Linked DNA regions of Homo sapiens: regions 2 and 3 are each linked to region 1. A link is a contact called in ENCODE Hi-C or POLR2A ChIA-PET data. All regions are on one chromosome and are shown on one strand. The core of a region is the stretch at or near the end of the contact, and the rest is flanking DNA. Distances in the headings are between cores, read along the strand shown.

Evidence for each region. Hi-C counts contacts between places; a loop is a spot of excess contacts on that map. ChIA-PET counts read pairs that join two places held with the same protein, here RNA polymerase II (POLR2A). Pooled maps may share reads with other maps.
Region 2: a loop to region 1 is called in a pooled map, with 4 times the contacts of the local background. The contact joins the enhancer-like site here to the promoter of NFE2L1 in region 1. A Hi-C loop is called at or near these places in 1 of 168 maps with a recorded cell type or tissue (CD4-positive, alpha-beta T cell) and 2 of 50 pooled maps. POLR2A ChIA-PET finds 5 or more read pairs at or near these places in 4 of 52 experiments (Caco-2, GM10248, HCT116 and 1 more).
Region 3: a loop to region 1 is called in a map of CD8-positive, alpha-beta T cell, with 20 times the contacts of the local background. The contact joins the promoter of TBX21 here to the promoter of NFE2L1 in region 1. A Hi-C loop is called at or near these places in 1 of 168 maps with a recorded cell type or tissue (CD8-positive, alpha-beta T cell), 1 of 37 single-sample maps with no recorded cell type and 4 of 50 pooled maps. POLR2A ChIA-PET finds 5 or more read pairs at or near these places in 1 of 52 experiments (activated T-cell).

Annotation. Positions count from the first base shown.
Region 1 is chr17:48,046,962-48,049,997 of GRCh38, reverse strand. It overlaps NFE2L1 (NFE2 like bZIP transcription factor 1), which reads right to left and starts at 1,639. Exons shown (of 6, transcript NM_003204.3): 1 at 1,536-1,639. It overlaps NFE2L1-DT (NFE2L1 divergent transcript), which reads left to right and starts at 1,945. Exons shown (of 2, transcript NR_170231.1): 1 at 1,945-2,373; 2 at 3,028-3,036. It also overlaps a transcript of COPZ2 not described here. RefSeq lists a silencer at 1,230-1,509 and enhancers at 1,060-1,661, 1,920-2,159, 1,662-2,263, 2,230-2,419, 2,264-2,867.
Region 2 is chr17:47,658,735-47,661,770 of GRCh38, reverse strand. It overlaps KPNB1 (karyopherin subunit beta 1), which reads right to left. Exons shown (of 22, transcript NM_002265.6): 6 at 593-652. Among named protein-coding and RNA genes, the nearest start is that of KPNB1, 10 kb to the right of the region's middle. RefSeq lists an enhancer at 1,464-1,613. Within about 2 kb of position 1,435, at least 7 of the 41 ENCODE cell types and tissues checked have a DNase peak (open chromatin) inside an H3K27ac peak, as active enhancers do; they include CD4-positive, alpha-beta T cell, where a contact is called at or near this core.
Region 3 is chr17:47,731,450-47,734,485 of GRCh38, reverse strand. TBX21 (T-box transcription factor 21) reads right to left here and starts at 1,250. Exons shown (of 6, transcript NM_013351.2): 1 at 541-1,250. The coding sequence starts at 1,031. RefSeq lists an enhancer at 462-511, silencers at 692-861, 892-1,431 and a promoter at 1,243-3,036.

The DNA of each region.
Region 1 (3,036 bases), core at 390-2,889:
TTACACCTTTGTTTTATTTACCAGCCCTCCTCCCCCACTACAGGCGCATTACCCAGCTTCTATTTTCACATGAGAAGCCCATTTCCTGTCTTAAAAGTAAAGCTGGATTTTCACCCCTCGGGAGAAAACCACCCATAACAGTTGTCTTTTCTCAGTTCAAAAAGGCAAGATTATTAAACAGTGAGAGTGTGGAAGGACAAAAGGACAATGTTCAGGCCACCACTTCACCCAGAAGAAGAATGCCTTTTGTTTTCTGAACTTTGAAATCTGATTTCCCTTTCCTATCCTCACAACTTACAAAAGAAAAAAAAGGAAAAGGGCCGACGCCTGTAATCCCAGCACTTCGGGAGGCCGAGGAGGGCGGATCACCCGAGGTCGGGAGTTTGAGACCAGCCTGAACAACATGGAGAAACCCCATCTCAACTAAAAATACAAAAATTAGCCGGGCGTGGTGGCGCATGCCTGTAATCCCAGCTACTCGGGAGGCTGAGACAGGAGAATCGCTTGAACCCAGGAAACGGAGGTTGTGGTGGGCCGATATCGCGCCACTGCACTCCAGCCTGGGCAACAAGAGCAAAACTCCGTCTCAAAAAAAGAAAAAAAAGAAAGAAAAGAAAAGGAAAGAAAAAAAGGAGAGGGATGGTGGGGGCCCTACTACGCAGGACTATTCCGTCCAGAATTTGCATAGGCAGGTTTTATTTTCATTCATATGACCTTCTGAGCCAAAGCAGAAGGATATGGCCACGTTCTCTAGCCAGACTGCCCAGTGCAGAGGAAGTAAATCTGTTTCTGGTCTCCACTTTTGAGCTTCCATTAATGTCACAAACCAAGACATACCGCCTCTCCTCTCCTGCGTTGTGACCCATCTACCAACTTCATTCTACAGGGGGAGAGCGAGCTATACGTACACACACGAACGTGCGCACACACACACACTCACACTCCCTCTCTCTGGTCAGAGTAAACACAATTGCGACCCAGAATTCCTGCTTACGCTACCCTCCCGTTCTCACGCAATTTATTACTAAAACCTCCCAGGAGCCAATTAAGTTCGAGGAACCGGACAAAGTCCCTTAAAAATCAAGTAGGTGCAGGGCCCATAGCCTGAGGCTGGTCCCACCCTGCCCGGATACCCGAGTCCGGCTGAGACCAAGTCGCCATGCCCACTCTCGGCGCCGGAGCTTCTAGCCTCCAGGGGCGGCCAGCGAACAAGTGCTACTTCCCTGGCCTTGACCCACCCTTACAGCAAACCCCACCCCGCCCTCCGTCCCGATGGCCCCACCCCACTCCCAAGTCCAGGCCTCACACCACGCCTTCTCGTGCCCTCAACCCTGCCCAGTCCATCCCACCCCGGAGCCAGCTTTCCTCTCGGCCCCGCGCGGGGCCCCTCCCTGTCAGGCCCAGGGCCGGGCTCTGGCGGGAACCCCGCTCGGCCCCCGCCTCCTGCACCTCAGCACCATCCCGTCGCCCCATAAGCCTCGGCCCCGCGGCGCTGCAACCCTCCCTTCTGGGAAAGGAATGTGCCCGATACCCACTGCTTAGCTCGGCGTCCGCCGCTGCCTCCACAGCAGGCCCTAAGCCCGAGTCCCGGCCTCGCCGCCGCCACCGCCGGCCGGCCTAGAGCTCGGAGCCTCCGCTTACCTCCCCGCCCCCTCCTGCTACCGCACTCGGAAACCCGCCCGCCGCAAACACCCTAGGAACAGTTTCTCCAATCAACGAGCCGAGGCCGGGGCCGTCGACGGATGTCCCTCTGATTGGCAGCAGAGAGGGCCCAATGGCTGAGTGTACCTCCTCATCCCCGGACCTGATTTCCCAAGACTGACATAATTCCCGGCCCAATGAGTACCTAGGCCCGCCCCGCGGTATGGACCCACCAATGAGGAGGGCGAAGGCCCTAGTGTCTGGCATTCTGGGCCCCTCGGCCGCGCCTTCGCGGCGGGCGATGTTAGTGGGCTTGGGCGTTGGGTGAAGTATCCAGGTTGGGCGCTTCCAGCGCTTTCTGTGGCGGGGGAATGAAGGCCTAGGTCAGGGAATAGGAAGGTGTATCGCCGCCAGAGTGCGGAACACCCTCGCCTTGAGGGTTCCCACAGTGACTTGCAAAAGTCTAGTGAGACCCGAGAATGCTGAGGCGGGACACGAAGCATGTGGTTCTTGTGGTTGCGACGCTCGTGCCGCCATCTTGGGTGCTGGCGGCGGAAACCGGTACCCCAACTTCCCCTCGGTGCGAACCTGGAGAAGCCACCCCAGCTGTGAGGGACGGTTGCGCCTCATGGCCCAGGCAAGGGTACCTTCGCTGGAGCAGTACCGCGGACGGATATCATGAGGGTGGTGGGACGTTGGCGGAACGTTGGCGGAACGTTGGCGGTGTGAGAGGTGTGGGGTAATGGCGATTTTTGTCATGGTAGAAACAGCCCAAAGGACCCCCCTCGTTTGGCCTCCCACGCAGCTTAGTCTTGCTTTTTTAGGGATGTTTCTCATTTTTTAATTTCTCCAGTCCCATCTGGTTATATTGCCAAAACATGTTTGTGACTCTCAAACGTTAGTTTACTCCCAGCATCACTTGGGGAGCTTGCTAAGCTACGAATTCCGAGGTCCCACTGGAGAGTCTGATTTAATGACCCTGGAGTGGCGGCCGGATAACCTGCCTGCTGGGGTGATTTTAACGCAGCTGATGCGAAGACCCCATTTAGGGAATCATTGGGTTGGCGTTTGCAATGCGTTCCTCCCAGCTATAGGACAAAGAGGTGTCAACTCAACTGTGTCTTCTTAGAAGAGCCCATTATTTATAGGTGAGTCATTAGTCCCTGTACAACTAAGGACAAGGCCAACTGATAACTCAGTAAATAATCGAGTCCATTTTGTGCTTGCGAGTTAGGGGCTTAATTTGGGGTGGTTTGCAGATTAAGTACTTTCACTGCATATAATAAACGTACACCAGCAAACCACTCATGGAATTCTTAAAAAAACTTCTGAGCTAGTTTACCAGTTTCAAAGACTAATTCAGAGAGCATGTTTTACCTATTCTAGGCTGGACTG
Region 2 (3,036 bases), core at 186-2,685, 390 kb after region 1:
ACTATGTTGCCCAGTTTGGTCTCCAACTCCTGACCTCAGTGATCCTCCTGCTTTGGCCTCCCAAATTGCTGGGATTATAGTGTGAGCCACCACACTGGCACCTTAAACCTTTTTTAAGAGGATGGCAACTTCCATGACAATTCTTCCCTCTTCTCTAATGTTTTTATTAATTATCATTATTATTTTTTGAGATGGAGTCTGTTTGCAGTGGCATGATCTTGGCTCACTGCAACCTCCACCTCCCAGGTTCAAGCGATTCTTGTACCTCAGCCTCCCCAGCAGCTGGGACTACAGGCACGTGCCACCACACCCAGCTAATTTTTTTTTATTTTTAGTAGAGACAGGGTTTCACCATGTTGGCCAGACTGGTATGAAACTCCTAACCTCAGGTGAACTGCCTGCCATGGCCTCCCTAAGTGCTGGGATTACAGGTGTGAGCCACCATGCCCAGCCAGAATATTAATTATTAGTAACAATATTAATCAAACCTTATTGCTGAAGTCAACTGATTCCCAGTATTTCAAACTTATATTAGATTTGACATTTCCTAAGAAAGATGTAAGACAGATTTTTCATATAACCTCACACTTACCCTCGTATCTGGACACTGTGTGGCTTCACAGACCACCTGCATAATAAAGTGCCTTTCAGACTGTAGGAGGAATAAAAATAAAGAGAATTAGGAGAGCATAACCTGTACGTAGGAAGATTTCCAGACTCCCTCTACAAGGAAAACCTCTCACTCCCCCTCAGGGCCCCACACAGCCCTGCCTGGTACAATCAAGCCACTCTCCCTTGAGATGGTACAGCACTATAAAGGCTATAAAGAGTTTACCTTCGGTGTCTGCTATGTGACTTGCCCTCCAATGAGGTCCCTAATCTTTTAATCTCCAAAATGACCACTAACAAAGACTTCAGGGAGGAAACAGAAAAATGTAGGTCACAAGTTTTAAATAAAAATGGTTAAAAGATAAAAATTTACATGTAGGAAAATCAGTTTCCTTATATAAGAGAATTCAAAACATCTGCTTTATTTCAGAGACCAAATTTGTTTTCTGAGAGGTAGCAAATTCACATCAAATGTGGTGAGAAAAGGGAGAATGAACTTTATGTGCTACCCTCCTAAATCTTCCAAAATCTATTAAGGAAAAATCCAGTTTTCTAATCAATTAGAATTGCCATTTGCTCTGGGGTTTCAGACCTTTCCAAAGTCAAGAAATGGTAAAAACCCAGCTGAAGTGTCAACAAACATATATACAGAAATACTTTCAGACCATGACCCTGGCAATTTTACTTGTCGGTATTTACCCTAAAGAACTGAAAGCAGAGTCTCAAAGATACACATGCATGCCCATGTTCATAGCAGCATTACCCACAATAGCCAAAAGGTGGATGCAAACCAAATGGCCATGGATGGAAGACTAGATAAACAAAATGTGGCATATACATATAATGGAATATTAATCACCCTTAAAAAGCCAATTTTGACAAATGCTACCCCTTAGATGAATCTCGAGGACATCATACTAAGTAAAACAAACCAGTCGCAAAAAGACAAATATGATTCCACTTACGTAAGGTATTTCGTTAGAGTAGTAAAATACATAGAAACTGAAAGTAAAATGGTCGTTACCAGTGGCTGAGAAAGGGGGAAATGAGGAGTTGTTGTTCAGTATGTACAGTTTCAGTTTTGCAAGATGAAAAAGTTCTGGAGATTGTTTCCACAGCAATGTGAATCTACTTAACTAACTATACATTTAAAAATGATTTAAGATGGTAAATTTTATGTTATTCATTGCATTTTCAGCCAAAATGTTTACATATATATTATACATACACATACATATACATATATATATATTTTTTTTTTTTGGAGACAGAGTCTTGCACTGTTGCCCAGGCTGAAGTACAGTGGTGAAATCTTGAGCCTTGAACTCCCAGGCTCAAGTGATCCTCCCACCTCAGCTTCCCAAGTAGCTGGGATTACAGGCATGTGCCAAAGCACCTGGCTATATATCCTGTTTCTTAAAAACACCTTCCTAAGGTGGTATGAAACAGACCAATTGCTATAATTTTTATTTATTTCATTTTTCATTATTTTTTTTCCATTATAAGCCCTGTAAACACAAGAGCTCACAAAACTGGTTAACAACTCAGTTGTTCTTCTCCACAGAAATTTTTTTAGAGACAGGGTTTTGTTACGTTGCACAGGCTAGTCTCAAACTCCTGGCTTCAAGTGATCCTCTTGCCTTGGTGGCCCAAAGTGTTGGGATTACTGGATGTGAGCCCCAGCACCCGGCCTCCACAAAATCTTTAGTACAAGGCAAAAGATTCACACAATCTTAAAAGAAACCAAAGTAAACCAACATATATAGTACATACCATAATTTCTTTCTTTTATTTTTTTTATTTTTTATTTTTTTTGAGACAGTCTTGCTCTGTCGCCCAGGCTGGAATACAGTGCTGCAATCTCGGCTCACTGCAACCTCTGCCTCCCAGGTTCAAGTGATTCTCCTGCCTCAGCCTCCTGAGTAGCTGGGATTACAGGCGCACGCCACCACACCCGGCTAATTTTTTTGTATTTTTAGTAGAGATGGGGTTTCACCATGTTCGTCAGGCTGGTCTCAAACTCCTGACCTGATGATCCACCCGCCTCAGCCTCCCAAAGTGCTGGGATTACAGGCTTAAGCCACATCGCCCAGCCTATTCCTTTCTTTTTTTTAAGGGACGATATCTGACTTTGTTGCCCAGGCTGGCCTTGAATAACTGGACTCAAGCAATCCTCCCGCCTTAGCCTCTGAAGTAGCTGGAGTACCAGTATGCACCACCATGCCCTATAATTTAAAAAAACCCAACAACATTCCACACTTTGGACTGCAAAAGGAAAAACCTAAGCTTAGAAACACTTTATTTCCAAAAGCATGATGAGAAACGGCAAACACTCCATGGGGATATCTCACACAATACGAACTCGACTAAACTGGAAACAAATACTTTTAAGTAGGTGGTACTTTCTAAACCATAAACTTAAGAAAA
Region 3 (3,036 bases), core at 1-2,500, 320 kb after region 1:
AATCTCCCCCCGTACACACACACCACCACCACCGCTACCACCACCACTACCACCACTAAAGCTGACCTGAGCACACCAGCAGCAAAGGAGCCGGGGGAGGTGGGCGCAGGGGGCCCGGAGATAAGGGGCTCCCTTCCCCTCCAGTTTCCCACACAGGAGGCCCAGGCGTCCTGTCCGCCCAGAGCACAGGCTTTCACTGCCCGCTGCGACTCCTCTACAGTAGAGAGTGGGGCAGGGGCGCACACCAATTCTAGGTGAAGCCACAGTCACCCTTCCCCTAAATCAAGGTGACTTCTCACTGTCCCGCACTCACCCGTCTCCCTTGTGAGTCCTCTGGCTGTTGGTGCAACAGCCTGGGCACAGACGCCCCTCCGGAGCTTTCCCTGTCCTCCTAACAACCCCATTCCCCTGTCTCCCTACGCTGAAGCCAAAGCAGTGAGGGACACGGAGTCAGAAGCATTGTCGAGCCAGAAAAACAGACGAGACGTTCTTGTTCCGGCGCGGGCACAGAGGCCCCAAGGGCCGGCGCGCCGCACTCACCGTCCCTGCTTGGTGATGATCATCTCTGTCTGGTGCTGATTAAACTTGGACCACAACAGGTGGTTGTTGAGCGCGACCCTCAGTTTCCCCGACACCTCCAGTCCCGCGGGTAGCGCGTAGTCCTCACGCGGCCCCGGGTAGAGCCCGGCGCGCGGGTCCGGGGCGGCGTAGCCCTCGCCCGGCTGGTAGCCCTCGGCGTCCGCGGGCGGCGGGAAGGACTCGCCCGCGCCGGGGAAGCCGGCCGCCTGGGGTCGCGGCGGGTAGGCGTAGGCTCCAAGGAAGCGGCTCGGCGGGGCGGGCACCAAGGCGCCCCCCGGGTAGGGAGACCCCAGGCTGCCGCCCCCGCGACGCTCGTCCGCGTCCTGCGCGCCCGGCTCCGGGTAGAAGTAGCGGTGCTGCGGGTCGGCGCCAGGCGCCCGGCCCTCGTCGCTCCCCGGCATCGGCTCGGTGCCCGTCAGCATGTCTCCGCAACCCGGCTCCACGATGCCCATCCGGGGCGGGCTGGCACCTTCCCGTAGCCGTCGAGGACCCGCCCCTCCGCGCGCGAGAGGGTCGCGTGGGCTGGGATGGGCAGGGAGCAGGGGGCGGGGGACCCGAGGGCCGGGTGGGGGACCCCACCGGAGCCCGGGCTCTGACGCCTGGCTTCTACGCCCTCGTCCGGCAGGCGCGCGGCAGCTCTCGGGCTTCCTCTCCAGCGGGCCGCTGTCACTAGAGTCGCAGCGCTTTGCTGTGGCTTTATGAAGCTCTCCGGCTCCCCCCCACTCCGCCACCTCGGCCCTGCTCCGCCTCGCCCCACCCCGCCCTCTCGTGGCTAATACTAGGCAAATTCTACGCTCTTGGCGAGTACTGCAGGGCCCCCCATGGTGGAGAGAAGCGAGAGCCTGCGCGCACCCTGTAGTTCGAAGATCTTGCTTTCTGGGAGTGTCAGCTCCGCTGCCTGACACACCAGCCCGTGGCTCTCTTCTGGACCCTCGGGGAAATTCAGCCCAGCTTTGAAGTCTCAGCTCAAAGGCCCTCTCCTACAGGAAGCCTTCCGAGATGGCCCAAGTGGGACTCGCTGGGCATTCTCCTGGCACTCAGAGGCTCGGAGCACGGGCACACTAGAAGCAACTTTGACCATGAACATTCAATCGATCTTTATTGATACCTACTGTGTGCCCAGACTCTGTGCTAAGTGACCTTTCGGGTTGCCCTCTTTCTCCCCACCAGAGGTCCACATGTGCTGAGTTGGCTGCATCTTGTAGCTCTAGCCCTGGGGGCAGACCTGGAACCTGATGGACAACAGGAAATGTTCCTTAAAGCGCACTGCATCAGCAGCAGCCAGGGGTTTGCAGGGCCCTGAGCTGGGCCTGGCAGGGCCCACAAAAGCTCCCCTACCCTGCATGGCAGTCATGGGCACTGGAAGTAGCATTGGGCTGCCAGTGCTGAGAGTCCCAGGTCTGGCTCTGCCTGCCAGGTATATGTGACCCAGGCAAGTCATTTTCCTTGCCTGAAAGTCAACCTCACGTGCCTCATCCATAGACTGGGGGAAATAAACAGATCTACTTTTCAGGGGGGCTGCAAGCCTTACATGAGAGGGTGTACGTGTGCAGCACTTTCCAATCTATTATTATACCTGGATGGAAAAGCTGCTTTGAACAGATTCAGAGCCGGCTGACAGGAAGGAAACCCACCACATGCTCTGAAGGGCTGCCTCGGAGATAGGACGATGGAGGCTTTTCTTTCTCCATTTTCCTTTTATGTTAACTAATGTATTAGACTCCTTTTATGATGAAAACTATCCGTTTCCCCCCCCCCAATTGAAAATAGCATCATTGGGAGTTTTCCTGTGTATAAAGATGAAACATACTTATATAGGAAATTTAAGCAGCACAGAAAAGTAAAAACAAGACTGTATAAATCACCCCAAATTCCACCCCCTAAAGCCAAACAGGATTAACATTTCAGTGAACACCCTCTGAGACCTCACTCCTTATATACTCTCTGTCTCTGTCTTTTGCACACATGCACAAATATATAATTTATATAAACACTACACATGCTGCTTTATAATGTGTACTTTTTTTTCACTCCACAAGGTGTCATGGAATATTTTGCATATCAGTATATAGATAAAGATTTACATTTTTAAGAGTACTTTGAAAAATACTTTAATATTTTTGTCATGTTAAAGTTTAACTTCTCCTCTCTCTACCTTCACCCCAGTCCTCCCCAGTTCTCCCCTGGGAACTGGCCCCAGCTCTACATTTCTGTCCCAGCCTGACAGGGCTTCACCCTTAGGGGCCTATGGGGACTCTCTGCTCCCAAATAGAGCTGAACCAAGAGGCAAGTTGGCAGGCAAAGGCAAAGCTGGGGACTCCAGGAGGTGGGCATGACCCAGGGAGGCTTGGGGGAGAGAGAATCAGCACATCTTTTGAGGTTGGAGACCGGATACATGACAGTACCAGAAACACAGGACTGGCCTCCTCCCCAACACCTTACCCACCATTTCTCCGT